Linked DNA regions of Mus musculus: region 2 is linked to region 1. A link is a contact called in ENCODE Hi-C or POLR2A ChIA-PET data. All regions are on one chromosome and are shown on one strand. The core of a region is the stretch at or near the end of the contact, and the rest is flanking DNA. Distances in the headings are between cores, read along the strand shown.

Evidence for each region. A loop is a pair of places that touch in the nucleus more often than their neighbours do. ChIA-PET counts read pairs that join two places held with the same protein, here RNA polymerase II (POLR2A).
Region 2: a loop to region 1 is called in a map of gastrocnemius, with 9 times the contacts of the local background. The contact joins the promoter of Erlin2 here to the promoter of Zfp703 in region 1. A Hi-C loop is called at or near these places in 14 of 37 maps with a recorded cell type or tissue (T-helper 17 cell, gastrocnemius, heart and 2 more). POLR2A ChIA-PET finds 5 or more read pairs at or near these places in 2 of 5 experiments (Patski and embryonic stem cell).

The regions. Positions count from the first base shown.
Region 1 is chr8:26,975,894-26,978,593 of GRCm38, reverse strand. Zfp703 (zinc finger protein 703) reads right to left here and starts at 1,258. Exons shown (of 2, transcript NM_001101502.1): 1 at 983-1,258; 2 at 1-26. The coding sequence starts at 1,240. It overlaps Gm39150 (a long non-coding RNA gene), which reads left to right and starts at 2,679. Exons shown (of 4, transcript XR_001778540.2): 1 at 2,679-2,700.
Region 2 is chr8:27,022,439-27,025,138 of GRCm38, reverse strand. Erlin2 (ER lipid raft associated 2) reads right to left here and starts at 1,320. Exons shown (of 12, transcript NM_153592.3): 1 at 1,233-1,320; 2 at 1-82. The coding sequence starts at 67.

The sequences.
Region 1 (2,700 bases), core at 9-2,508:
GCCAAAGGACTCTTCTTGGCGTCCAGCTGCGGGAGACAGTGGCAAAGGGGAGGGAGAAGGGGGTGAGACTGGGAGACTCACTAAGCGCGCGCGGAGAAGCTGAGCCGAGCACTGTGGGCGAGCGAAGGGAGCTGAGCGAGGAGGGTCACGGAAGGAGGGCCTGGCTCTGGCCGAGTAGCTGGGCGGAATGACACTTGCCTTGTGGGTTAGTCCCCGAGTGTGACATGGGCGCTGGCGCGCAGGAGAAATGGCTCAACCACAGCCCTCCCGGTTAAAGGTGACTTCTCTGTAATCCGGATGGTGATTCGCCCCTTTCCAGATAATTTTCCCATCTTTTTGGGCCAGGGAAAAACTTAAGCCTTTAGTTTGGGAGAACTTCGTTTGGGACGGGTTTCTGGTGATGGCGCTCGGTGTAAGAGCAGGGAGAGGCGCCTTCTAAAGGCAGAGCCGCAGTTGGCCCTGTGAGTAGCCCCTCCCTCTCTCCTTCCCTCCCTTTCTCCCTCCCTCCCGGGGAGGACACCCAGAGAAGTAAGATGAAGAAAGACCCAGGATCCCGAGTGCCTGGTTGTCTGCACTGTGCCCCTAAACAGACGGGGGAAGATGCAGAGGGACACCGGGTGGAGGCGAGGGAGGCCCAGAAGCCGTCTTTGGACAGGACTCTAAGGGGCCAGAGGAAAAGTAAAGGACTCTGGGCACCATAAGAGCAAATCCAGTCGGTTAGAAAACACGCAGCTCCAAAGGGCGACTGGGCAAAACCCTTCCACCCATGAGTCTAGGGAGAACCTGGGCGGGCGGGGAGGGGGGTGTCTGGTTCCTGCCTTCCGTCCCTCCTCAGGAGGTCCGCCTGCGTGGCCAGCTTCGGGCCTCGCGTCGCTACGGGAGGTGGGGTGGGGTGGGGGGTGGTGGAGGGAGCAGAGCCATGGGCCCAGCATGGGTGGAGGAGTGGGGTTCAGTTCTGGGTGGGCAGCGCCCGGAGACTGACCTCAATTGGGCTGACGGGTGTGGAGGACAGCGGTTGCAGGTACTCCGGGTGCAGGAGGTGACCGGTGTGAGCGCTCAGCATCTTCAGGACCCTGATAGGGAGCCGGTTCGCCTGGCGCAGGGGGTCCGCCGGGGGCAGGAGGGACACCACTGCCGGCACCGCCGGCCTCTTCCCGCCGCCGCCGCCGCTGCTGCTGCCGCCGCCGCTGCCGCTGCTTTCGGGTGTCCTTGGGTTAGATCCAGCGGGCGAATCGCTCATTTGGAGGAGGCAGTGCCACTGGGGGGGCGGGGAGGGAGGGGAAGCTCCGGGAGGCGAGCTCCCGGGGCGGGTGGGCTCGCTCCGCTGCGTCGAACGCCGTGCAGCAGCCGCTGCGCCTCCGTGCCGCCTCCCCTCCTCCACCGCCGCCGCCGCCGCCGCCGCCGCCGCCGCCGCCGCCGCAGCTAGCCCAGGCGAGCAACACAAAAACCTTCGCCTTCCGCGAGCTGCACGTCAAATAGCCGCGATCTGCAGCCACACTTCAAAGGGATCGCCGCGCCCGCCCAATCGCAGCTCTCTCCCGGACCCCGGGGCGGGGAGAGCGGAGGGCGGAGGCGGGCGCCGCCGGTGGGCGGGGAGAGTCTTAAAGCGCCCTAGCCGGTCGCCGCCTCCCGGCCTTCGCCCAGCGCTGGATCTGCTCCCCTTTGCGGGTTGTGCCCGGCTGCCCTAGCCCACGGGTCACCCAAGGGACGGGACTTCTGGACACGGGCTCTGTGCCCTCTCCTGTTGCCTGCTGCTTCCCACTAGTGTCTAGGGTGGAGACCGGGGTGGGAACGCAGGGCGCCTGCTCCGGTCCTAGGATCCAAGCCTCTCCCCGGGACCGCCGGGGGGCGGGCTACGCCTCGGGAGCTCGGCAGCTTCTCCGAGCTGCTTCGGCCGGTTCTCTTTCCCCTAATTGGCCTCTCCCGGATGTGTTCACTTGGAAGCGCCGAAGCCTTGGGGGCATCCACTATTCCCTGGGCGCTGCCTGAGCCCTTCCAACTACTTTGAGCCTGTCCAGTCAGACTGGAAGTGGAAGGACTCCCTTCCCGGTGAGACGGTCTAGGTGAAGCGTGGTTGAAGGTTTGGCTCCCTGGCCAGGAAGCGTCACCTCAAAGCTCCTGGAACGCCCCCAGGGGCGCTCTGAATTATAGATCGTGTTTGGTGTGTTTCAGGGTTCTTGTCCCGTTTAAAGTCATAAAGCTACCTCACTGTGCTGTGACGAGCTGAGCTGCCGTTTGGCGGCGACGTGGTTGGAGGTAGCATCAAAGTAGAGGCCGATGTCCTAGAGGAGGGGGGGGGTCTCAGCATTGCAGGACGACACAAACTCTAGAGACTGCCCCATTGGTTTCCCCTCCGGCGAAATTTCGAAATAAGACCTTTTTATTAATAATAACAGTACCCTCTCGGATTCCCCCAAGCCTTCCGGAAAAAGTACGTATTTACACTTGGCAGAGATTTTTACATAGTCATGGTCCTGACCATAAAGTTCTAGATCCTTGGCTCAATCGACTGAGCTTGGTCCTTTGTGCCCCAGCTCTGGAGTGACCACTTTTGCGTGCCCTCAGTGGCCAGTGGAGGCGCGCTGGTGTCGCTGTTCCTTTTGAATACCCTTTTCCAGTCGTGATTTGTCAGTCACTCTGACCATCAAGTTCTGACTTTGTAGGAGTGTTACCCAGGACTATCTGGTTCTGACTGCCTGA
Region 2 (2,700 bases), core at 71-2,570, 46 kb before region 1:
CAGCTGAGAAGAGAGATGCACAAAAGAAACTGGAAGCCACGGCCACAACAGCTCCCAACTGAGCCATCAGTGAACCTGTATCCTAGAGAGAAGATATGGGACAATGTGTAGCCTGACGTACAGGAGAGCCACCAAGCTGAAGCTCACGTAAAGTGATTCTGGGGCAGCCTGCTGTAACACACACACACTACTTGCCAGATCTACAACTCACTGTGTCCTTGTTCTCAGTCAACATTCCGTTCCTTAACTGTGGAAGTATAATTCCCATTGAAGCAAGGGGGCATTAGCTCCAGAAACAGCTATACCTAAGAGAGATTTGGTGCCATTTGGGCAAGGTTCAAAACACAGCCTTCTCTCCCCTTCACGTTAACATGTTGTCAACAGAGCCATTTATACTTGTAAGGAAGAGAGGCAGCTGCAGGGTGCTGGCCCAAATTACAGAGGATGTCAAATGACAGGCAGCTGTGGCTATGTATTTCTGGTCAGAGCCTCCTACTTCTAATTGCCTGCCATTTCGAAGGAAACCACCAGTCATTCCCTTAGGACCCTGAGGGGGGGAAGAGAGAGAGGGAGGGAGGGAGAGAGAGAAGAGCAAGCAACTGAGTTCCGACGTAGGATTCTCTCTCTGATCTGTCCTCCACCTTCTCTGTTGTTCCTTTGGACTTAAACGGGACAGATCTCTATGTAAAACTGTAACACATTCTCCCATATCCTTTGCCCCCGCAAGCCCCATGGTTATAGGAAACTGGAAATGTCTCAGGCTGGAGACTCTGGACTACTCCGAAGTGAGGGTGGGGTGGGGTGGGGTGGGATGTCCCCAAATGTCCAGGGTCCCAGATGCCACAGAGTTACATGTAGACACTCATTTCCTGAACCCTGAAGGATCTGGAAAACACTACAGTGACGGACGTGCACACCGGGCACAGGGCACGGAGTCCACCTCTCAGGTCTGACTAATTTACTTATTTTTTACCGTAGCGGCCTTCAGCTACCGAGCAGCAGGAGTGTCCTCTCTGCAAATGTCCTCACTACCACCCCAAAGCCACCTCTTGCCCTTTCCCCGCCCTCCTCCGCGAGGCAGACACGGCCGAGAGCTTCCGCTCGGACCCGTGGGCAGGGGACTGGACTCCCGGGTGGGCGAGCTGAGGGGGCTCAGGACGTCAGCTCCAGCCGCGCCCACCCCCCGAGCCTCAGCGATGCCGAGCGTGCACGGAGGGGCGGCGGCCGCGTACCAGGCTGTCCCTCCAGGCGCTCCGTACACAGCCGAACCCCCGTGCAACCGTAGAAACCGCCACACCCCTCAGCACCCTACTTCCTTCCGGGCCAGTCGCTTCGATGACGCCATCAGTCCGCGCGCGCGCAAAAAATAAAAAAAATAAATAAATAAAAAGAAGACCCCGCCCACACCACACCCCTGTGCTCGTCCGGCCGCTCCGCCCCCTCGCGCTGCGAGCCGCAGTGTTCGGCGGTGGCGCCAGGGGACGCTCGCGAGCTGGCACACTGGCTGCGCACCTAGGCTTGCGGGTTTTAGGATGCCCAGGGCTGGCAGAGCGGGCTCCGGACACCAAGGCTCTGGTATCACCTTCCGAGGCGCTGGCTTCGGAGGTTGCTAGAGATTCTCCTTCGCTTCAAGTCCGAGCTGGATTTCTTTTCTTCTTCCGGAGCCGGGATCAATGCGATGCAGCGTTCTTGTCCTTCTGCTCGCTTCTTTTCCTGCTGCATTAGCCGAAGGAAACTTTCAAAGGTGCAGATTATGACGTCGCCAGTCAACAGTCCTACTCTGAGTTGCCCTTTATACTTTTCTGAGAGCTTTGTTTGGCCTTGAGGTCCCCACAGCAACATAAAGTAATTAACAAGGAATTATTGTTCCGATTTTTAATGAACGGATTCTGAAATCTGTGAGTGCTGAGGTCAACAGCAGTTGTTGAAAACTTAGCATTTCCTTAATAGTTCGGGCTTCCTGTCTTGCTTAACACATGCCATGGTGAGCTTTTGTCTGTCATCTGCACCCCCCCCCCCCCGGGGGGGTATAGCAGACCAGGAAGAAAACGTTTTTCCTAGCCTAAAGCCCTCACATGACCTCACCCTGCCATAGCGTTACCTTTGGACATTCATACTGGGCCTTTTCTCCGTTTTGTCCTGGGGCTGGAACTAAGGGCTTTATGGCTGTCCTCTATCCCCAATCTGCTTCTTTAGCAGGAAATTTCTAAACCGGCCACTGCAGTCATTTTGTTTGCAGGCCAGGAAGTGCCCACTTTAACTCCTGCTTTTAGTACATGAAAAGGCTTTTCCGTACAGTAGATGGCCAGTGGTCAATGTCCGACGATTTTAGGACTCAGGAAAAGAAGAGTAAAGGAACCCCTTTGTCTTCTCCCAAAAGCCAAGGCACTGAAACTGAATTCAAAGTTCCGGGAAGCCAGATGTTTGGTGACAGCAGAAGAAAAGCAGCTGCCCCCAATCCCAGACACCCAGTGGCTGCAGAAGAAGACAACAGACCAAGTAGTTTCAAAACAGCTTGTCTAAGGGACCCAGCAAACTCCCCATTCTGCCCCTAAAGATCCCCCTCCCACTTCCCGATTCTTAGCTACAAAACCTGAGGCTTGAAGCATGTGACCTGCCTTCTCCTGGACTCTGGTTCCTGAGTGACTGGGTCCTGTGCCCTGGTCAGAGTGTGGTCCAAACTAGACAATCTACCTCTCC